Regions from separate parts of the Mus musculus genome. Here region 2 is linked to region 1. A link is a loop called in an ENCODE intact Hi-C map of the cell type or tissue named here. Cell type or tissue: heart. All regions are shown on one strand. Links, peaks and the distances in the headings refer to the core of each region. The heading gives the core; the rest is flanking DNA. Region 1 holds the start of Cd24a (CD24a antigen). Region 2 holds the start of Qrsl1 (glutaminyl-tRNA synthase (glutamine-hydrolyzing)-like 1).

The links. Peaks named below come from ENCODE experiments on the same cell type or tissue, not always from the same donor. Only the 100,000 strongest peaks of a DNase experiment are listed, where the experiment ranks them.
Region 2: a loop joins it to region 1, with 4 times the contacts of the local background. A loop is called at or near these places in 34 of 42 quality-filtered maps.

What each region holds. Positions count from the first base shown.
Region 1 is chr10:43,568,872-43,580,784 of GRCm38, reverse strand. It overlaps Cd24a (CD24a antigen), which reads right to left and starts at 1,616. Exons shown (of 2, transcript NM_009846.2): 1 at 1,463-1,616. The coding sequence starts at 1,531. In heart, for the core only: a CTCF peak has its summit at 5,685 (motif pointing left); no DNase peak of the experiment used is centred there.
Region 2 is chr10:43,896,481-43,908,393 of GRCm38, reverse strand. It overlaps Qrsl1 (glutaminyl-tRNA synthase (glutamine-hydrolyzing)-like 1), which reads left to right and starts at 6,658. Exons shown (of 11, transcript NM_001081054.2): 1 at 6,658-6,780. The coding sequence starts at 6,757. It overlaps Rtn4ip1 (reticulon 4 interacting protein 1), which reads right to left and starts at 6,587. Exons shown (of 9, transcript NM_130892.5): 1 at 5,858-6,587; 2 at 484-635. The coding sequence starts at 6,131. In heart, for the core only: no CTCF peak of the experiment used is centred there; a DNase peak (open chromatin) is centred at 6,663; H3K4me3 peaks cover 2,340 bases; H3K27ac peaks cover 2,036 bases.

The DNA of each region.
Region 1 (11,913 bases), core at 4,403-6,902:
CCTTGATAAGCCCTCCCACATCAGCACCTTTTGTTCTACAGGCGTAAGGTCATTAACCAAATATTGACTGAAGAAATGTGCAAATTGTGTCCAAAGTAGATTAGCCACACCTGATCCAGTCAATTATACTTACTGGGTGCCTACTGTGTGTAAGAGAGCTTGTCCTATCGGGAAGTGGCATTCACACAAAAAGGAAAACATTAATATGCTAAGTTGTTTAAAACAGGGAGCCTGTCTTAGGGGTACCGGAAAGTAACCGCTCTTCATTTATACAAAGAGCTTTTAGTACAGCAGGTGACAAAAAAACTAAATAATAATAATAATGATGATGAAAAAGGAGCCCAATGTTCAGTCTGAGTCTAGAGGTCCTCTCTAACACCATCAACAAAATTTTACGTTAATTATTAAATTGGCATTAAACAGTTTTTCTCCACCAATCTCCCTTGATTTGTTTAACCAACACCTCCCTCTCAACATTTCGGGGGGGGGGGGCGCCCTGGGGAGAAGGGAATCTGAGTGAGACCAACCAGTTTCACGATGCCCAGCCCCTCCTAGATGGGGGATCGGGTGAACTGAGAAAGGCCCCGGGGCACAGTCAACCCGCAGCGAGAAGACAATGGGGTATAGTTACCCTGCCTGAGAAGGGGAAGACGAAGCGCGCCTCAAGCTCTTGGGCTGCTCTCCCAGGTGAGCCCGGACCCTGGATCTCTAGGGACCAAAAATCCGGCGCTCCCAACTTTTCAGGGGCAAAAAGCCCTAGGGACATCCCTAAGCGAACCAACCGCAGTGAAAAGCTACAGTCGGATTCTCTGAGTCCCGTCCCAGTCTCTCAGGCTCAGCTCCAGGTCTCATTCTGGGCGCGGCGCCTTCACCCTAACGCAGCTAGAGCAGCGCCACCCATGGCGTTGGGGGGCAAGATCTGTACCCGGGACAAATCTAAGAGAGGAAGCGTCTGTGGACTAGGACAAAGCCTGACGGAGAATCGGGACACTACAGTCCTGCCCTCCGTCTCTATAATGCCCGGGGATTCTAGGTTGGGATGGGGCTCCTAAGGTGGCCAGGGATGGAGGTGTGGGGTCGCACCGCGAGAGTTTGTGCAGTCGGGAGGTCCCTAACTAAGCTTCAAGACCTGTGGGAGATAAAGCCACAACCAGGGCTTCCTGGGTGATCTCCAAACCAGTTTGGACGGTGGAGGATGGGCGTGTGCCACGCTCCCCCGAAGGGGACCGTTCCCTCTCTTTGTGTGGTTCGCAGGGAGCGCGAAGACCTTCCGTGAGAAGGGAAGGGGGCGCTCTCTCGAGGGAATCCACACCACGAGTTCCCCAAGTCAGTTACACAAAATTCTCCCCCTACCCCAGTGCCTGGCCGGAGGCAAAGACTTTGCCCCTCCTACGCGCGCGCGAACACACACACACAAGCCCCAGGACGCGTCTCCAGTGCCCAATCGAGAACAGGGTCTCACCTGCGTGGGTAGGAGCAGTGCCAGAAGCAGCAACCCCAGCCCTAGCCTGGCCACCATCGCTCTGCCCATGTCCGCTCCGTCGGCGCGCGGCGCGACTCTCTAGATGTTCGGTAAGTGGAGATCTGCTAAGCTCGCGCGGGCGCAGGCAAGGTGGGGAGCGCGGCCGGCCGGCGGGACCTTATATACCGGGACAGCCACAATAGCCGTGACGTGCGGCGCCCGCCCACCCGTGCTCTCCTCCTCCCCCGCCGCCTCCCCGCCCCCACCCCCACCCTCCTGTGCGGCTCTCACGGCCCCTCCCCCGCCGCCTGCACCGGCCCGGGGTGACTTGGGATGTCCCGGGGCGGCCAGCGCGGCAGGTGGGCGGGCGCCCCGGGCTCTGGCACAGCTAGGGTTTCCCCGGGCAGGCTGCATGCACAGGCGCAGGCGACTCCCACACGGGACCTGGGGCGAGCACACGAACCACACACGCCGGCCGGCCCAAGTTTCCTTTGTTTCCCCGGCCCTGCCATCTTACCCCCCAACACGAAAAGTCGAAGCCGCGGGCGCCGCGCAGACTGCGCGGAGCTCAGGGCTGGTTTTTGTCAAGTGCCGGCTGCAAGGGGGAACGGGACAGGCTTGGCAGGTCCCCGGGCCGTGGTGCGCGGGGTTGGCGAGGAGGAGACCGGGCGTCGCCACGCACTGTCCCTTGGCGGCTGCACGGCAGGGATCGCCAGGATCCCGGGCCCCAGCCGTGAGTATGCTCGGCTGGGCGGCCGCCCCTGGCTGCTTGCTTTGTGTTTTGAGTTCCTCTAGTGCTGCATCAAGCATCGCGCACCCGGCCATACCCGGGAGCATCCAACCGGACCTAGGCAACAGCCAGCTGCGCTCGGCCACGGGGCGGGACATTGCGAGGGACTGGGTTTCGGTCCCAGTATTCTCCACGTTTCTGGGGACGTGCTTGTTCTGCCTCTGTGGCACAGTACTTGCTCAGCGTTCGAACGCTTTCTTATTCAAGCCATTTCCACCCATAGTTGCCTTTAAGTAATTTGACAAACCGATTCAGAAAGATTAGTCATCCGTCTGTACATTTTAGTGGAATCTTTCTTTCGACCTTCTTTTGTGAAAACTTCAAAGCAAACTTTAAAACAACTTAGTGGTAGAATATTTTCTAATCTTTAATCACAGGGTTTAGGACCTTCCTATTTAAAGTTTAGCCCACGTGTTTTACAGACCTTAAAGCAAAACAAAGCAAACCTAGCAACGGTGGAAATTTGTTTAAATTTCAATTTTTGCAGAACAGCCTCGTAAAAACAAAGTTTTATGGCAGCAAGCTGACAATGGACTCCACAGTCGTTGGTTTGTGGCTGCCTGAGCCTTACCAAGTCAGCCACAACCGCTCAGTAACTTTCCACGTGTGAGGTGTGCTTGGGCGCACAGGAATTTTTGTATAGCGCCAGTGAACTTTCTGTTTAACAGTTAGCACACTGTATAGAAAGGTCGTTCTGTGCCCAGCAACGGCGGCGCTCCTCTCCCAGGGTGGCGCAAGGACTGACTCAATAGCGCCTAACCCCAAGGGCGCCGTCTTCAGAGTTTCTTCAGGACAACAGGCTATGGGGCTACTCCTGGAGTTATTCCTGGCTTCCATTTGGTTTGGGGGTTTTGTTTTGTTTTGTGCCCTAGGCTTGTTTTTTCTGCCCCTCAGTTCTCCATTCTTGCCCCTCCTTCCTCCAACTTGATCTCTCTCCCCTCCCTCTCGGTATTAGTTTAAGGAAATGTGTTGGTGCCGTAGTTAACAACACAGCCTCTGGAGCCAGGTATCGGCCCAAATGCTATGAGACATTCTTTTTTTTTTTTTTTTTTTTTTTTTTTCTTTTTTACTTTGGACAAAAAGCTGGGGCTGCTTCTTCTGTAAAACGCAGGTGATGGTGACACTGTAACCGATGTGTTATTAAGCAATTAATGTACACCAGCTGTGATAGTGCATGCCTGGAAACCAAGCTCTAAGAAGGCACAGGCGGGAAGATCACTCACTGCAAGTTCCAGGCCAGCCTGGTCTACATGAGCAAGTTCCAGGCTATCCAAGGTTACGAAGCAAGGCCCTATCTCAAAAGCAAACACAAAAGACTGCTGTGTCTGTTGCGCGCTCCAGTGCCTAGCTCTTAGCTCTCTCCCTTGGCATTTGCTCCTTGGCTGGAGGGAACAGGAAACAGAAAGCAGTTACCTTCCCCGTTTACCTCTCTGTGTGATTTGAAAGAAACAGCGAGCTGAGCCGCAGGCTCGCTCCTATGTGGTGTTTTGTTCCGTTCTCCACCTGTGCAGAATCTCCCGGGGAACGGACCGATTCTGTGTTTGCAGGATGTTGGCCATTCTGTGCCCAGAAGGGGGTGTCCTGACCTATGACCCCTGAAGCCTCAAGTGTAAGAGCCCCGCTCTGAGCTGGCTGCTGGTGAGCTGTCCTGCTCCTCCAGCTTTCCACGGTTCGCTTTTCTCTTAGGCAACAAGAGCTCAAGCTGCCACTAGAAGGAATCTTAACGTTAACCCCAGTTCTTCTTTAGAACATGACCAATTTACACTTTCTGGAGAAGCTGTAGCATGGAGTGGTTTTGAAACTGATTGTTCATGTATTAATATGTGTGTGAACGGTGGTAACTAGTAAGGTCAGTTTTCTCTGGTTTTCATGGAATTGCCTATGACGTGCTTTCTGGTTGCTGTTTGACAATCGCTGTGTATCTTGGGCTGGCCTTGAACTCGGATTCCTCCTGCCTCAGCCTCCAGAACGCTGGGGAAATCACCGCATTCTGGACATTTTGGATGTTGGTCCTGTCCTGGGTAAGACTGTAATGGCAGGGCATACAGTTCCTCTGTGCTCAACGGAGAGGAAGGCTGGCCACCAGACAGGTGCAGCACTCAAGAGACTCTGGGTCCAGCCTGTTCTGCCCGTTCCTAGGATCCTGTCTGACTTCTCGTGAGCATCCCCACCTCCCAACGCCTAGAGTACAACGCCTGTCTGGTGGACCCACATGCAAAGGATAAGGCCCTAACTGAACTAATTCCAACATTTAGCAGAGTGCTGGCTCACAGGACACAGCAAGCTGCCTCTGCTGTTGCCGTGGGCATTATGTTATGCTGTGGCTCTTTAAATCATACTCCTTTTCCCCCAGCAGCATCTTTGCATATCTTTGTGTTTCTTTTTTCCTTTCCTCTCCTTGCCCATTTACTTATTTACTTACTTGCTTTCTTACTTTTATCATTGGGGGAGGAGGAGGGGGGTCTACATGTGCCACAGCACACATGTGACAGTCAGAGGACTGTGTTGTCTTGCTACCAAGTGGATTGCAGAATTCAGACTCAAGTCATCGGGCTGTCTTCCTGTTAAGCCATCTGTGTGGCTGTGTGGCCCGAAATGCCCGCCCTCACATGGTGTTTTGTGTGTGGGTCTGTGAGGTTGACAGCGCATCCGTATTGTTTTTTATTCTGAAATAAAACAGAGATGTTAAGAAATCTGGCCCCAGCCGCAGAACCAGTTATGATACCACCTCTGAAGTTACAAAGCTTCCTGACCCAGGTTTCCAGTCCTTTCTGCTTTGCTGAAAAAAAACAAAACAAAAACAAAACAAAACAAAAAAACAGGAGTCAGGGCGGAGGATGTAGCTCAGTACTACAACTGGCCTAGCGTGTACAAGGCCCTGGGTTCAATCCCCAGTACGTGGGAGTGAGGGCAGGAATGCAGAGACTATGTCCACCCCATGTCCTCTCCTCCTGGCACTCAGTATTGGATAAATGGACTAACATTAAAGTATATGGTTAACCTGCATTTTGATTTTTAAAAGATAAGTCTTATTTTTAGGAAAATAGAAGATTAAATACAGAGCTAAATTATTTGACATTTTTAGCAAAATGGATGTGAAGTGAGATATTAATACAATAAAGTATACTTTCTGGGCTTTGCTGTGTAAACAGTGCCTGAAATAATCACATTTAATTAAAATCCCCTTCTACTTAATGATGCTGGTTTTACAATACTTCTTTCTTTCCTGTTTCTATGCTGCCCTGCACTTAGCTGGCATTCAGTTCTTCAGTTTGTCTTGGTCTTTTAGGCAAGCTTTGTTCCTCTCTTTCACCAGCCCCAAGCCTGGAGGCGGGGAAGTGACAAAGTGGGTTAGTATTCTTGCTAATGTGGTCCAAAGTCCCTGCTGAAGGCGTCTCCTGGACACTCTATGGGGATGTGCTGCCCTCTGCTGGCCACATGGATTATTAACGCTCATTGTCAAAATAATAAGTAGATTTAGACAGAGATGATATATTTTTCATCTAACAAAAAGCCCTGAATTTTGTTTTTAAAAAAAAATCCTGAATTTTTGATCCTCTGGAAGCTAATAAGCCACAGTGAGTTTCTTTTAGAGTTATGGGGTTTTTTCTCCTATAGCTTTTTTTTTTTTTCAATTTCTCCCAGATGGTCAGCTTCACCCAACAAGAAAACAGCTGTAAATAGAAACAGTCCAGACTATGTTTAGATGCAAACTGAGTAAGGTGGCCCATGCTGAAGTGTCCCTGTGTGGAAGTTGCTACTGTTTAAGGGAATTAAATAAAAAGAAGGCACCCTCTTAATGCCTTTGGTCAAACTGTGAGTTCAGAGTTTTAGGAAGTGTTGTCCTGCAGGGATATGAGAAAACGCTTTTAGATCTGTAGGAAAGGATGCATCTATTGGTGTTAATACAGCATGTCTCCCTCTGCCAATTCTAATGCTAAATTTAGTCCAAAGATATATTTGTACAGCCTGGTGGGGGCACACCCTTTAATCCCAGCACTTGGGAGGCAGAGGCGGGTGGATCTGAGTTGGAGGCCAGCCTGGTCAGCAGAATGAGTTCCAGGACAGCCAGGGCTACACAGAGAAACTCTGTCTCAAAACATCAACTATAATAAAACTGACTTGTACAGAGTAATGTGCAATAATTAGTTGCTGTTTGGTAACAGGCTGAAAAACACTTAACTATCCAAAAACCGAGACCTAGTTAGAGAAATTAACATATCTATACTATTAAATAATATAAAGTCACTAAAGAGTGCAAAAGGACATTATATTCTTTATATATTATATGTATTATGTGTATATATGCTATATGTGTATGTATATGTATGTGTGTTACGTGAAGATATCACTATGGTAAATTCTTAACCTATTTTATTTTTACATGCATTTATTTATTTGTTGGGCAAGGGGACATGCGGATGCAGAGAAGAGCTTACAGGAGTCAGGTCTTTTTCCAGGGGGATCAAACTCATGGCCATCGGGCCTGCAGCAAGCACCCCAGTGATGGACTCTAGACGACCCTGTTTACCCATGGAGTTCAGCTTGTTTGGCCAGTTACTCCTGGACATGGGGTCTGCCCTGGAGTGCATATTTTATTATTTTATGTGAATGGGTGTTATCTGCATGCATGTCTATGCATGACACAGGTGCAGTGCCCAAGGAAGCCAGCGGATACCAAACCCCACAGAGCTGGAGATGGCTGTGAGCCTGGGTCCTCTGGAAGAGCAGCCAGTGCTCGTAACTGCTAAGCCACCTCTGCACCCACAACATTTTCTTTTCCTTTTTCTTCTTCTTTTTCTTTTTCTGTTTTAAACAGGGTCTCGTGTACTCTGGCTTTGACATAGCTAAAGAGACCTTAAACTTTGATTGTTTGTTTTGTTTTTTGAGTGAGATTTTTCTCTATGTATCCCGACTTTCCTGGAACTCAGTACGTAGTCCAGTCTGGCCTTGAACTCACAGAAATACTCCTTCCTCTGCCTCTCAAGTGTTAGAAATAAAGGCATTCACCACCATTTTCAGCTCATGATAAATTAGTAAGTTAAAAAAAGTAAGATCAGCACACGCCTTTAATCCCAGCACTCGGGAGGCAGAGGCAGGCGGATTTCTGAGTATGCAGATAGAGTACTCATAAGGTAAATAAAAAAATAAATCTTGTTTTTTTAAAAAGTAAGATCTGGAGTTGAAGAGATGATTCAGTGGTTCAGATTGCCGGCTGCTCTTCCAGAGGACCCAGGTTCAATTTGCAGCACCTACTTGGTAGCTTACAAGCTTCTGTTACTCCAGGTCTTGGGCCTCTGACACCTTCTCACCATCTCCATGGGCACTAAGCATACATAGACAAAGTATATACAGACAAAACACCCATACATATCAAAAAAAAAAGTTTTTAAACCTTGGAAGTACCAGAGTGTTATTCCAGGCCTCAGAAGACTGAGGCAGAAGGAATACCATGACCTCAGTGCCAGAATGGGCTACAGACAGAATGCAGGAGTTCATTAGCCAGACAACCATTCTGAAATGGCATGGTTCAGAGCCAGTCTATGGATCACGGGAATAAATAATAAGATAAAGAGTAATAGAGGGGGCTGGTGAGATGGCTCAGTGGGTAAGAGCACCTGACTGCTCTTCCAAAGGTCCAGAGTTCAAATCCCAGCAACCACATGGTGGCTCACAACCATCCATAACAAGATCTGACTCCCTCTTCTGGTGTGTCTGAAGACAGCTACAGTGAACTTACATATAATAAATAAATCTTTAAAAAAAAAAAAAAAAAAAAAGAGTAATAGAGGAAGAAGATACCTAACCTATAGCCTCTCCAAAACTGGTATAAACAGATAGACATACAAACTCAAAAGAAGGAAAATTTATGTTGTGGGTTTCCCTGGTGCTGTTTGTGTTCTGATGTTAATTCTGCTTCTGCAAAAGGGGCTACCCCAACAAGGAATGGATCATGTACTCACGTGATTTCATGTAAACCTTCTCCCCATTTTAACTGGTCAAATGAAGGCTAGAGCCTGTGATTGGGCAATGGAAGGGAAAGGTGGGGTTGAAGGTTCTAGAGAGTCGGGAAAGAGTAGAAAATGAGAGAGGAAGAAGACAGAGAAGAAAAGAGGTTTAAAAAAAAAGAAAGCCAGGTGTGGTGGCGCACGCCTTTAATCCCAGCACTTGGGAGGCAGAGGCAGGCAGATTTCTGAGTTCGAGGCCAGCCTGGGGGTCTACAAAGTGAGTTCCAGGACAGCCAGGGCTACACAGAGAAACCCTGTCTCGGAAAAAAAAAAAAAAAAAAAAGACCACGTGGCCTAGAGAACCCACAAACAACAAGAGATCTCACAGCTGGGGAATAGATTAGTGTAGTGGTAAATCTGCCCAATCCAGGCATATAGCTTATAAACATTAAAACTAAGTTGTGTGGTTTTGCATGGGCATATTGGGGTTAGAGATTTACTATAACAAATTGGTGCCCAATGTGGGGCTTAGAACCCAACTAACCTTAGATAAAAGTCCACTGCACTCACCCCAACCCCTGAATAAATGACTGGGACAACGATCTCTGGCTACAACAATATACAGATTAAAAGCTGAGTGGGTCTGAGGGGTCTACAGAGAGCTACAGAGAGGCTCCCTCTCCAACCCCCAGACAGACAGCTACAGCCAGGGACATCACCCCAGCCTGGAGCTGGAACTTGAGAAGTGCCAGTGTGGGGTTCCCTGAGCCTAGGGAGGGATGGGACCCTGGAGCACAACTTTGTGTCAGAGTGAGATGATTGAGGCATCTATGCCCCAGGGAGACTTTGCATGCTCATTCCCCATATCCCCCAGTCTACACCAGGACATGGGCCAGCCAGACCCACTCTCCAGACTGTTTGTGCTGCAGGCTGCCTGAGATTAGTGCACATGATGCCAGTTGCAACTCAAACAAAAGACAGAGAGCAGGCTCAGAAGTACAGAAGCCAAGGATCTTTCTACGGTCAGCCCCTCCCTGTGAAAAAAAAAAAAAAAAGAAGGAGAGAACTACAGTGTCCTAACTCAAACAGCAAAGGGAGACAAAGGTACAAAAGACTCCAGGTCAGATAATAAAAATTATAAGTTGATAATAAAGATATAAAGATATATATATATATATATATATATATATATATACACACGCGCACACACACACATACATATATGATACTTAAAGATGAAGAACACAATAAATACCTTTGGGGCTTTATGTGATGATATTTTGAAAAGTTCAACAGAGTGGATTTAAAGGAAATAGACATGTTGTCACTTACCATTACTACAATATTTATTCTCTTGATTTATTCTCAAAAGACAAGGCCTTACATGCCTTAAAAAGGGGATTAGAGGGCTGGAGAGATGGCTCAGCAGTTAAGAGCACTGACTGCTCTTCCGAAGGGCCTGAGTTCAAATCCCAGCAACCACGTGGTGGCTTACAACCATCCGTAATGAGATCTGACACCCTCTTCTGGTCTGGTGTGTGTCTGAAGACAGCTACAATGTACTTACATAAAATAAATAAATAAATCTTTTTTTTAAAAAAAAGAATGTATACATTTTTTAAAAAGGGATTAGAGGAAACACTGGGATTAGATAGAAAATAGATTAGTGTAATAGTAAATCTGCCCAATCTAGACATACAGCTTATAAATATTATAACTAAGTTACATGGTTTTGCATGGGCTTATTGGGGTTGGAGATTTACAATAACATTTTTTAAAAATAGGAGCCATGGTGGAGATACAATTCAGTTGGTAGAATGCTTGTCTAGCATAAAAGAAGTCCTGGATTCAAGTCATCAAAATGGATACAGCTAGACTAGTGGGGCAGGCCTCACTCAACAAATCCCAACACTTGGGAGGCAGAGGCAAGCAGATATCCAGGGTTCAAGGCCAGCCTGGTCTACTTAGCAGGTTTCAGGCCAACCAGTGACTTGGCGAGACCCTGCTGAAAAGGGGAGAACATAAAAACAAAATTCATAGCAATGAGTACACTACAGTACATCAAAGAAAACATCTTCCCAAAGAGACATCAATGCTGTTGGTGGTCCTTGCCTCTGGTGAGAATTGGGGGCCAGAGTGCAGGAATGACATTTCCTTGTAAACCAGCTGTTTCATTACTTAGTCACAAAACACAAAATAATTTGAATAAATTAACAAGCAGTCGAGTCTGTGACCTTGGTCTCCCCAACTCACACAAAGCACATTTAGAGGAAGCCAACTTTCTCTTCCCTGTGGCCTCAGGATTTCGTTCCCAGCATGCCTAGGGAGCTCTCCATCCATCTGTCACCCAGGGACTTTTAGACAGAAATTCTAGCTTCTCCTCACTTCACGCATCTGTGATTATGTTCCCTCAAGTACAGATGTCTGTCTGTGTCTGTGTGTCTCTCTGTCTCTGTCTCTATCTCTCTGTCTTTCTCGAACGCACACACGCAACGTTTATGGTAAAAAAAAATTTAAGAAAAAAATCAGGGAACTGAGGTATAGAAAGAGAGCTCCCAAGCCGGGCGTGGTGGCACACGCCTTTAATCCCAGCACTCGGGAGGGAAGCAGAGGCAGGCGGATTTCTGAGTTCGAGGCCAGCCTGGGGGTCTACAAAGTGAGTTCCAGGACAGCCAGGGCTACACAGAGAAACCCTGTCTCAAAAAAAACAAACAAGAAAGAAAGAAAGAAAGAAAGAAAGAAAGAAAGAAAGAAAGAAAGAAAGAAAGAAAGAAAGAAAGAAAGAAAGCGAGCTCCCCTGGCAAATATCAGGTGCCACACGTTGTTCTCCCTGCACTTTCTAGAATTATGTGGAATTTGTGGAGGCTTCAGGGGACAGACTCAGCCTCATGGAAAGGCCTGGGCTGGACATTCTTTCTGATGGAACAAAAAAAAAAAAAAGCACTCCTTCAGCTCCCACCCACCCTGGGGGCAGGAGGCAGAGTCCAGACCTAATGGGGATAATTAAGTTCTAGCAATGAAATCCCACTTTCACATCACAAAAGGAGTTTGCAGACCTCGAGAGTGCAGTGGCACGAGACACTGCAGGCTGAAGCCCATGATCCTCTGCTCCGTCCCATGATCCTCTGCTCAGTCCCATGATCCTCTGCTCAGGAACAGTGAAGTCTGTGGAGTGTAAGATTCTGTGCATCTTTTTACACCGCATGGTTTAGTCCCATTTTTTACATCCTTCTGTTTTCTTCAGTATGGAGGCTTTAGTTTGGTAGTTGGTGCTGGACACATTTAGTTTATGTGCTCTTGCCACTAAGCTACAACCTGAGCTCCTTTCTTGGATTTTATTATTGTGCTGGGACTAAAGCAACAGCAACTCTTAGGCTGTGAGAAATTAGTGAGGCTTTAAGTAGGCTGGAAAGTTGGATAAAATATTTTCATAACTCAGAACCATGGTATGTTGAAGGAGATGTTACAGGATACTGAACACGACCACGTTTCCCATCTGTGTAAAACCCCTTCTAAATCAGTTAACAGGGCTCTTCCAGGATCGCACTCAGCATATCTAAAGCAGATGCTGACCTACCTCTGGTTGTATACAGTGTTACCATGTCACTCTAAGGAAAAAGCATTTTGTTCCTCTCAGCCATTAAAATGGGACCAGGTGGATATAATTATCTCTGCTGACGAAGGTGCCTTCATTAAAGCCATACAGAGCTCTG
Region 2 (11,913 bases), core at 5,241-7,740, 330 kb before region 1:
TCAGAAGGTGTGACCTTGTTGGAGTAGATATGTCCTTAATGGAGTTGTGTCCCTGAGGTCAAAATCCCATGCTAGGCCCAATGCCTCCTGGATCAGTAGGTAAAAATTCTCAGCTACCTCTCTAGCATCATGGCTGCCTGCATGGACAACCATGGACTGACTCTCTCAAACTATAAGCAAGCCCCAATTAAACACTTCCTAAGAGTTCTTTGGTCATGGTATCTCCTCAGGACAACAGAACTGTAGTAACTAAGACACTCACCTATGTAACAAGTTGAGATCAGCCTAGCTTACATAAAAACCAGTCTCCAAAAATGAAAGAAAAGGGAGGGGAGGGAGGAAAAGAGGCAGAAACGGGGAAGGGGAGAAGGAGGATAGGAAGAGAGGAGAGAGGGAGGAAAGGAGGGGGGGAAGAAAGAGGCAGGGGATGGGAGAGGAGAGGGAGAGGCAGGCAAGAGACAGTATGTTAAGAGGCTGGCTCACCTCATCTCCAGGCTGGAAATACTTCACATCAAGCCCACACTCCATCACCACACCAGAGACATCCCGACCCAGAGTCAGAGGAAACTCTTCTCCTTTGGTTTTCATATGCAGGGGATCACGCTTCATATTTAGGGCTGTGGCTCCATAACCACCTACAAAGTACAGTTTATCTGTGCCTTACAGGGAAGGATCCAGAGGGTCTTAAATACTATACGTATACTACAGGTATATATATAGGTATATTACCAGGTAGGTCAGTATCAGACGCTCAAAATGTAGGCCCTAACACAACAAACGTTACAGTTTTTGCCACCATAGAGGAAAGCGTAAAAACCGGGTATTGTTCCTTTCAAAGAAAATTACTTAGAAAGCTGCAATCATTTATTAAACTAAAATCACAATTGCTCAGAGTCTCTTTGAAACTCAGTCTTTAAAGATGGTATCTCCATGAATTCATTCATTTGCAAACTCTTTTAAGTTTTTAGACAGGATCTTGCTATGTAACACAGGCTGGTCCTACATGGACCCTCCTGTCTCAGCCTGAATGCTGGGACTACAGGTAAGTACCACTGTGTTTGTATAATTTTCTTAACAACAAACACAATTAGTTTTAATTTGGTACTAAGTCTGGTAAAGCAGAAAAATGTTCACAAGTTATAAAGAACCTGTGCATATTAATACCTGCTACTCACACTAGATGTAGGTAAGAAACATGTTCAGGTTATAAAGGAGTCATGGTTTGAATTCTAGTCAGCACCTCCTAAAAATCGATCTAGAATAATGATTTTTGAGTAAGTGGAAAGAATTTTAGTGGAAAACAGGCATGTCTGATCAGGTCAATTGCATTAAACTTTGGGGTGGGGGACGGGGATGGAAGCATTGGTTAGGTTTTTTTTTATTTTTGAGACAGTCTTACTATATAGCCTTGGGTTGACCTGGACTTGCTATGTAGACCAAGCAAGCCTCACAGAGATCTGTCCGCCTCTGCCTCCCCAGTGTTAGCATTAAAGGCATGTGGTACTACATGCAAACCCACATCTTGTTTGTAAGGATATTTATACTGATAACAGATAAGTAAAACTGAAACCATTATTTTGGTTCAAATAAATTAACTACTCTATCTGCAATAATTATCCCGAGTAACAGCTGTGCCTAGCTATTCCAGTGGAGTTCTGAAAGCTAAAGGAAGGCCCTTGAAAATATTTAATGCTGTTTTCAAGTAAGATCAAAATCAGCTAAGGAAAATTCTAAACAAAGTATGTATAACAACACAGACCGTGGCAGAAGAAAGAAATAATACTAATGATAAAGTCATAGATTGTGTGAATGATCTGGTACAAGAAAACAGAAATGCAGGAGAGCACAGGTGCCCCCAGAGAAGGGGAAAGGATGGGATTAGGATGACAAGCAGAAAGCTGGCCCTAGAGGGACAGTGACAACCAGTCTACACAGCACAAGGAAAGGTGGATACGGACAAAGGCTGGCAGGTGGGTACTCTGCACAAGTTGTTTTACTAATTAAAAAAAAAAAATCAAGTCATATGGGAAAAAAATGAAAGTGCTAGAAAATAGTGCTAGAAAAATTTAAGCTGCTGGTCCTTACACCAGCATTCCACATTTGCCATCTGGCTAGCTTAGAGCCCCACTCCATCACAGAACATAACAGAGACTCACAAAGACATAGGCTCTTTTCCCTGCCTTGTATTTATTTCCCTCTATTAAGGCATAGCAATTTACTCACTGAAACCCTCTGTGGTTTGGACAACAGAAGTGGACACTCAGCCTTGTCACTACTTAGTTGTAAACTTGCAAGAAGGTTCCATCCCTTTCTGAGGTCCCAAGCCAACAATTCAGGTTGTTTGCAACAGTTTTCTTAATAACCCTAATATGCTATATACCAAGAGTAGCTAGGCCTAGCTAGCCATGAGAAATGGAACCTGTTTGGTGGCAAAATGGGGTTTAAACTTGTCTTGCCAGCAGTGGGTGGTGGCACATGCACACCTGGAATCTTAGTGCTTACAGAAGACAGGCAAGAAGGTCAGGAGTTCAAGACCGTCCACTGCTACAGCGTCTGAGCCAGTCCGCCACAGGGACTCTAAACACGAAAAATAAAAGGGCCTCTCCCTGGCAGGGTATAACTTGTACAGCACTGGGCTAAGTTAGAAAATCCCCAAGGTTCCCTTAATTTTAGAGATTTTAATCCCATTAAAGAAATCAAAATGTGCCAGGCAGTGGTGGCGCACACCTTTAATCCCAGCACTTGGGAGGCAGAGGCAGGTGAATTTCTAAGTTCCAGGACAGCCATGGCTATATAGAGAAAACCTGTCTTGACCCACCCTCCCCCCTAAAAACCAAAATGTGTTATGCATAATGTTGGCTATATTATTTTAAAATTATTCATTGATTTTGCCATTTCTGTGATTTGTTGTTTTATGTCTAACAGTAGTGGCTATTTGTCTGAAAATAATCTTTATCTGTCATAATAGATGTGTCTCTTGTTTTCTTCTCAAGGGAAATAATTTTCTACTCAAATATCTCCCAAAGCTACCATTTTAAGGTATCTTCTACAACAGTAATACTGTCTCAAAACGCAGCCGTGAGCTGAAAGATAGCTTGCAAAAGTATTACCCAGGCAAGTAGTAAGACACCAGATCGTCCCAAAAATCCTCAATAAAAGTAAAATGTGCTACAGTATTACATAAAACAGTAGCCAAGAAACATCTGAACATGGTCTCTCTACTGAAATAAAACTGTACACACCACAAATTGTATATGCACATCTTATAAAACAGATTTACCTTTAAGCCCAATGTAAAAATAAGAAAATTTATAATGAAGTAAAATCATATGCAGCTAGGAGTAGCAATCTACACAAGGCTACAGGGGAGAGTTGAAATACCCCCAGCACTGAAAAAAAAGTTAAAGTAGACAGTGAAGGAAAGATATTTTCAATGTATTATAATTGTTGTTGTTATTTTGGTTTTGGGAGACACTTTAATGGCCCAGCCCTAGATGGCTTTGAGCTCCCTGCTAGTGTTTTTTCTGCTGTTCTGTGAGAGTAGCTAGGCCAACCTCAGACTTGCAGTGTAGCAAAGTATGACCTTGGCCTTCCAATCCTCCTGTTCTATTCTGCAGTGCCAGAACTGCAGGTGTGCACTGACACACCCTGCTTCTGCAGTGTTGGAGCTCAAACCAGGGCTCCGGTCTGGCAGCTATCACCTGAACTATCCCCCAGTTTCAGGAGTTTTCCAGATACAAACATTTTAAGACTCCAAATCTTTCTCTAAATTTCTTCTGAAGAAATGCTACTAGTCCTTATCTACCAGATAAAGAGAAAGAAAGTGATTTCAGGAATACTTTACTCAAATATCCACAGTATTATCAAGATAGCATGCAATTAATATAGAATTCTTGGCTTTTGTTTTATGGTTGTTTGTTGCTGTCAATGCCGGAGATCTTGCCCACGGCCTTACATGGCTATACAAAGGAATTTCTATTACTGAGCCATACCTCTGTCCCTGATAAAAATCTGACTAAGATATATCTAACTCTTTTCTCTCTTACTAAGTATTTGAAGTCTAGTGTATTTTACAGTGACTGCACTTTCAGTTCAGACCAGGAACATGCGCTTCTCAAAGCCATACGTGGCTCACTGGCCGCTATCCTCACCAACATAGCTCTAGGAAGTCACTAAATGTGCTAAATGCAACATTCAAAAGTAGAGACCCAGAGGCTCTCCAGGTCTGGTATGCCTGCAATCTGAACAATGTGTCTTTAAAAAGCATCTTCTTTTCCAAGTCTTTATGGGGCAACCTTTCCATCATTATTTCAAGTAACAGTGTAACAGTGTAACAGAAGACAGAACCATGTATGAAAATCCAGATGTCGTAAAAGGCATCAAAGAGATGTACTGAAGTGTAAAACAATGCTAACTTGTCTCAATTTCCTGGATTATTTTGGAAAATTATTTTTACAACTTATTAAATTGTATTTATTTAGGGCATAGCAAAATGTGGCACAGGCAACTTTCCATGGTGATTTCTCTCCTTCTACCATGCAAGTCACAGGGACTGAACCTGGGTCTTTGGGCTTGACAGCAAGTGCCTTTCCCCACTGGGCCATCTCACTGACATACACAGTTCTTCTATCCCAGAAACCTCTTTGGAATTAAATCCTGTGCTATATCAATCACTGCCCTACACTAAGTCATACATGAGCACTCCTGCTGAGGCACTGAAGGCCACTGTAGGCCCCCACACAAGCCCTTCAGAACACTGACCCAGGGTTAAACATGGCAGCTTCCTTAACCACTAGGTAGTTAACTTCCTGTGAATTGGTCATCTCAGAACATATTCATCTTCAGAAGACACACGTGAGTTCCCATAAGCGAGACTGACAATATTTTTGCCAGTTTTTTCCAGAATTAAAGTAATTTATAAATACAAATCAATTTGTTCACCACTATAATAGAACCACAGTATAGAATATAAGAATACATTTAAGGAATGCTCTCCCCAAGCTGTTCAATATGACCCAGCAAGAGAAATTAGGATAACATTATCCCAGCTTCAGCGGGTGTATAACAAGAAAACACATTTAAGCTGGAGGTGGGGAGTGGGGAATGGGGATATGAGAAATGACGAGGATGCTGTGCCCCTATCAGGAGTTCTGCTCTGTTGCTTGGTACACTGGGCCTATAACAGAAGCTGTGAACCGTGGGACAGCAAGAAGGATACAGGAATTACATAGACCCAGACTCTGAACTGATGGGGAAACATAGCCAAACTCTGGAGCCTGTGCTGGACCCTAAAATTACCACAGAGCAAATTAACTGTAGATATCACTTCTCGGTCCCAACTCATATGTGAAAGGAAACAAACACATTTAATAAAAGATTAAAGTATACCTTAGCAGTTGTGACAACAAAACGTCGTAAATATTTGCAGGGATAGTATCAGAAACCAGATGGCTCTGCCTATAGTGGTGCTTGCTACCAAGCCTGGTGGTCAGTTTAATGCCCGGAGCCTACCTGGTAGAAGGAAGAAACTCACTCCCACAAGATGTCCTTTGACCTCCACTTGGGCCCTGTTCCACACACCCAAACACAAAATAAATACATGTAATAAGAAACCTAAATGACTCCCTCACGCCAACCTAAATGTAGTCTATTAACTAGGTGTGGTCTACACCTGCTAAATCCCAGGCCTGGAGAGGCAGAGCAGGAGGGCGGCAGAGTGGAGACTAGTCAGTGGTATACAATGAATTGGAGGCCAGCCTGGGCTAGACAACGACCCCTTGTTTCAAAAGAAAAACAACAAAACACCTGTGTGCCCAGTGAATTTTGATTTAAAACCAAACAAACCCGGACAACTTACTTCTCATATTAACATCTATAGGATTTACACTGGCAGCGTGGACTTTGATAATGACTTCATTTGGATAGTGTATGATAGGTAACATCATGTTCTGGGTGAATCGAAGGACTTCATTCTTTCCATATTTATCTATCACCCAAGCGGGCATGACAGTGCTCCTCGCAGACGTAGTACTAATGCCTCTAAATGGTGGCTTTGGGATAACTGTCCTTCTCCAGAAGCAGGCGGCGGCACAAGCACTTCTTCTAAGTACACAGGTCTTCAAAACGCCCATCCTGAGCAGGGATGGAGAACGTTTCCTCGAAAAAAAGAAAAGAAAAAAAGAAAAAGAAAAAAGAAAGGAGGAGCGGGGGTGGGGGGTGCGACGGTGGAGAGAAAGGACCTGAAGCAGGTCAAACTAACACATTTCAATTCAGCCAAAATCTGCCAAACCCACAGGTCAATTAAGCGAGGGGGAGCTTTCAGAAGCAAACTCAACCTAAAGCCGCGACGGAATTAAAATAGAATTGCTACTGTGCTCCCCACGTCAGAAATGTCCCAGTTGGCGTCCAGTCAGTACACTGGCCATTCCTTCCTTACGCTCTCCTTCCCCTTAAGGAAAAAAAAGCAAGCAAGCAGGGAGTCCTCAGAGGGACAAGCAAACAAGGCTAGCAATTCCTAGGTCAGGCGGATTCCTGACACGACCCCGGCCGCGGTCTCCTTGCCTGTCCGCGCGCCTCCGGTCGCCGGCGCGCGAGCCAATCGTGTGCAGAGATCATTTCCGCCGCCCGGAACTCGACCAATCCAGGCGCTCGTTGTTAAAGAGGAGCCAAGATGTCTGCGCCCATGTAACGCCGGTGGCAGAGATTGACTCCTTCCTCTGTTCCGGGACCCGGTGCTACCGGCTGACTCCGAGGGCTATGCTGGGCCGGACTCTCCGAGAAGTGAGTGGACATGGCCAGGAGGGGACCAGGGAGGGCTGAGACACTGGAGGACTCGGAAGTTCAAGGTCGCCCCGGGTCACGCCGCACGGCACGCCCCCCCCCCCCGACCGCCTACATTCCTGAGTGGGAAGTGGGATTCGAACCTAAGCTCTTACCGTACACGCTGAGTCAATCCCCTAGAGTCAGAACGTCAAAAAGTTTGAACCCCTGAGCCGTGGAGTGGAACGACAGTCAACCCGCGCGATTAGGGAGAGGTTTCTCAGACAAGCCATCTCAGTCCCGTCGCTGCTGTGCTCGCTTAGGGACGGGGCGGTTTTGTAGCATGCACATTTGAAACAAACAAAAAAATTGGTGGCTTAAAAAAAAAAACAAAAAAAAACTAGGATTTCTACCACATCGTGTTTGAACATCTACTTAAGCTGTAGGTCGCAACCACAAATGTAGGAGAAAATGTGACAGCAGTTTTGAAAGGGAAGGAGGAGTGTTCCTGAGACAGTGGGCAAAGTTAATTCAAAAATCAAACTGTGAGTTGTGAGTTCAAGGTGTTTCTGACCGCACCCAGCGGTGCTTCCTCACGACTCTCTGCAGCAGGGTATGTGTGCACTGCCCAGCAAATGCTGCCGGAAACATCTCAACTCAGAATCGAGAGTATTGTTTATTAAGATTTAACATATGAGCAACTTTTCTAAACTTGTAGAAACATAATTATTTAATTTCAGAAAGCAAAACCTTTTAATATTTTACTAAATCGTTTTTCAGCTTGTCATACCCTAAGTGTGAAATGCGTGCATCTTTGGGATTTGTTGCTTTAAGGTGCTTGATTCTAAAAATGGCTGAGTTATTGACTTGAGTCTCATTCAAAAATCACTAAATAAGTTTTGATGTGAGATTATTCAGCTTTTTCCCAATATGGCGCTAAACATGCTCCTACAATTTTGTACAACATATTTATGCAAAGTGGTGTTCTCAGCACTGATATATCAAATCAAAATATTGGTAAACTGAAAAAAAATGAAAAACGTTGAGGAAACCTACAGCCAGGATTTAATTCTTTATTTAAAAATAAGCAAGTCTATGCATTTATTGGTATGCAGGTTTACTTTCATCTTTAATAGTAGAATTATGTACACCAAATAATTTTGTAAATATCTATATTTATTTATTTATTTATCTATTGTATATGGGTCTTTTGACTGCATGTATGTCTGCACACCAGAAGAGTGTATCAGATCCCATGTCACTACAGTCTTAAGTGGTTGAGAGCTGCCTTATGGGTGCTGGGATTTGAACTCAGGGCCTGTGGAAGAGCAGCCAGTGCTCTTAGCTGCTGAGGCACTACTCTAGACTCCATAGAATGGTTCTAAAATCAAATCCTTTATGATTTAGCAATTAATGCCTTGTATACCTACTTTGTATCTCAGTATACCTGTGCTTTGCAAAGCTTGTCTAGCACAAAAGGATTGTGAGTAGAAAAAGCTTCAGAAGCCCTGCCCAGGCTCGTATCTGTGAGGGCCTTCTGGAGGGCTCTTCCAAATGCCCAGAACACTCTAAACAAAGCAGAGGTGTCATTGCCCAAGCCAGAACAAAACCGGGAAGCACACCGTTACCCGTGGGTCTGTACACTGCCCTTCACTCTCCCTGTCCATCAACTCACTAAGCCCTCTAGTCTGTTCTCTTGAGATACCGTCCCACCTTAAGTCTTAGTCTTGCTTCAATATGGCTCGCCTGCCTTTGTTTGGGGCCAAACTCTCTTCAAGCTTTACAACAGTCTGCTCACCCACTCAGAATCACCTGGGGCCTTAGTTAACCTTCAGCTGGTTACCACACTAGACTCAATTAGAAAGATCTGTGTGATTAAAGCCTAGAGTGTATGGCTTAATGGGGTCTCTGGGTAGATCCTGGTACCTTAGTATTGAGTACCTATCCTGCCTACCGCTTCCCTCTCCCTTTTGTGTCTCCATTTGAGAGTCTTTTCTTTTTCAGCTGGCACCATTTCAGTGATATATAGATATTATGTTAACATATGTGTATATGTACATATACACATGTGCATATACATTAAATTAACATATCTGTATATAAATATGTGTGTATGTATATATAAACATATATGCATATATGCTAATATATTTGTATATAATATATAAGAAAGGTGACATATATGTTAAATATATATAAATGCTAATTTATAAAATTACAATTACCGTACATTGTATGTGAGATATATATAAAATCTTACATAGTATGTGGCATATCAGATAGAGTCAAGTCAAGTTAACAACTGGGAAGAGCCATCACACATATACTGTTAGTGAAAAATCAAATTTGTTCCTTTTTTTTTCTTTTTTGAGTTAGACTCTTGTTCTGTAGCCCAAGCTAGCCTTACTAAGTTTGTTCTCTATAAGGAGTGGGGAATCCATTTCCTCGAGGTTGACACTGGTGTCCTTGCTGCATTGCTGGCTGTGTGCAGAGCAAAGGAGGGAAAGGAGGAGCAGATGTGGAATGGCTGCAACCAAGAGTTGGGAGGGTTTAGGTTATGGAAAATGGCTACAACCAAGTAAGGTCAGGGAATGGAGAGCCAGCTAGCATTCCGCATCAACTTGAGGAGGCTTTTGGTTGCTTTGATTTGATTTGTTTTGAGACAGGGTCTCCTGTAGCCCAGGCTGGTCCAATACTTACTCTCCAGTTGAGGTTGTCCTTAAATTTCAGGTACTCTTGCTTGCACCTCCCAGTGCTAGGATTGCAGGCATGAGCCATCAACTAGCTGTGAACCTGAAGCAGGACGATGACAACAGCAGCAGTAGTCACAAAGGTGGCAGTGAACTAGGTGCTGAGACCACCAGCCGTGAAAGGCGGTGCCAGGCAGACTGGAGCCTCACAGGAGGAAAAGGGGAGAGTGTCTCCCAGAAGATGTGTTTCAGATGACCTTCAGAGAGAAGGGGAAAGAGACAAGGAGACCAAGAGAGCGCATGCCCACCCCTCCTTCCCCACGGACTCTAGTACGGGATAGATAGGATAGATAGGTCCGAGCAAAACCAGGAGCCCACTACCATTAGCAGGGAAGTTCCAGGAGAGAACGCTTTTTAGTGAAAATGTTTTAAGTTATATTTAGATGTGGCATGGCTGTTCTGTCCCAGGAGGGCTGTCCAATTTGCATCTCATACTCCATGCCCAGGCCATTCCATCTAATTAGCATCTTTGTCTCACTTCTCTTTCCAATTCCCTTACTGATTTCTCAAATTGAGAGTTCCTAAAAATGGCCCTAAGGAAGGGCAGCACTACTGCAGGTAAGTGGCCTGGGCACCGGCCCCACCCACTGTGACTGCCCTGCCCGTCACTAAGTCAGACAGCAGCTTGACATCTCAGACGGCCAGCCAAGGCAGGCACGATCTTCACTGGTACAGCTTTGCCTTGGGATGGACCTGCCTATATACCCTCATTGGTTGGTTTACTTGTCTCATTAGTGCATGAACAGCTAGGCTTTATTAACTTTCTTGGATAAATGAAGAATCTGAACTCACTGGGGTTGAGTGTGTGCTTGTTCTAGGGCTTTGCTGTCCTCTCTTCCCTTCTCCATAGTTTTAGAGCACACTGTTCTCTCCCATGGCTCCCCAGCTCCTTACTTCTGAAGCATTGCATTTGCTATAAAGATGCAACAGACAGCTCTTGTCGCTGAATTTCTTCCCTAAGGTACGCCTAACTGCCCATCCCATCCCAGGACCCCTCTTGCAACCTCCCCATGAAAGGTCTTTCTTCTTGTTCATGAGCATCAGAGGCCTCTCCAAAACCTCTTCTCCATACTGTTCAAGCAACTCTCAGCCCTAGGAATGTCTTTGCCTTGATCGTATGTTTAGGAGCCAAAAGCAGGTCATTTGTGGACTCTTCCCCTAACTGCAAACACCTTTAGCTTTATACTTGTAAAAGATGTAAGGACACAGTAAACAGGGGGACTGACACTTCCACAGGAATAGACACGGAAGTGGAAAGGAGAGTATATTATGAAGACACCCTATCCTGTATTGTGTGGCTTTACACAAATGACAGCCTCTGAGCTTCAGTTTCTTCATTTGTCCAAGAAAGGTAATAATGCCTAACTGTTGGTGCACCAATGAGACAAAGCCACAGTACCTGTGGCCTGGGAAATACTCATTAAGTTCTACTCCTTTCCAGACCCCCTGCCCCCAGGATCACATAGCAGGTGGGTAGTGAAGGTGTCTTTGCACATTATGTACAAAGAAAGCTTAGTATCATTTTTGCTTTATTGCTTGTCCTTTTCTAACCAGCAAGTACCTATTATTACTTCCAGAAGCTCGTGCCAAATAATGCCAGATAATGCTTATTTCCTCTCAGGGCTCACTGCTAACCAGAAGGTACTTACTGGTCACTTCTCAGGCTTTCTGTTTTGTTTGGCTTTGGGGGGTTTGGAGAGAATTGTTTTGTTTTTCAAGACAGGGTTTCTCTGTGTAGCCCTGGCTGTACTGGACTCACTCTGTAGACCAGGCTGGCCTTGAACTCACAGAGATCGACCTGCCTCTGCCTCCCAAGTGCTAGAATTAAAGTCATGCACTAACATGCCAGCTTTCTCATGCATTTTTTTAATGGTGTGATTTTATTTTTAAGTGTGTGTATGTATGTATTGGTGTGTGTGTATATACAGAAGGACACATGTGCTCATGAGCATGTCTGTCTGCATCTATATGTGCGTATGTTCATGTGAGTGCAGGTGCGCAGGGGAACAGCGGCATCGGCTTCCCCTGACTTGGAGTTACAGGTGATTGTGAGCCGCATGTATGGGTGCTGGGCCAAGTGAGTCTTCTGCAAGAGACTTAATTCTTGGGCTATCTCTGCAACTCTACTTCTCGTGCATTTTAGCCCTTTATCCACCAGCTTTCTTAATGCATAAAAAAGACAGAAAGTCTGAGTTTATAAACGATACTATGTATGTATGTATGTATGCATATCATATGTATGTGCACTTTTTCTTAACACCCGGTATGTTTTATCTGAAATCCTCAGTAGATACAAAGACTGGGCACTTCATTTTCACTGGGTGCTTCCTTTTCGCTGGGCACTCCTTGGGTTACAGAAGCTACTTCCAGAACCTAGTCTCCCTGCCCATCCTGTACCCAGGCT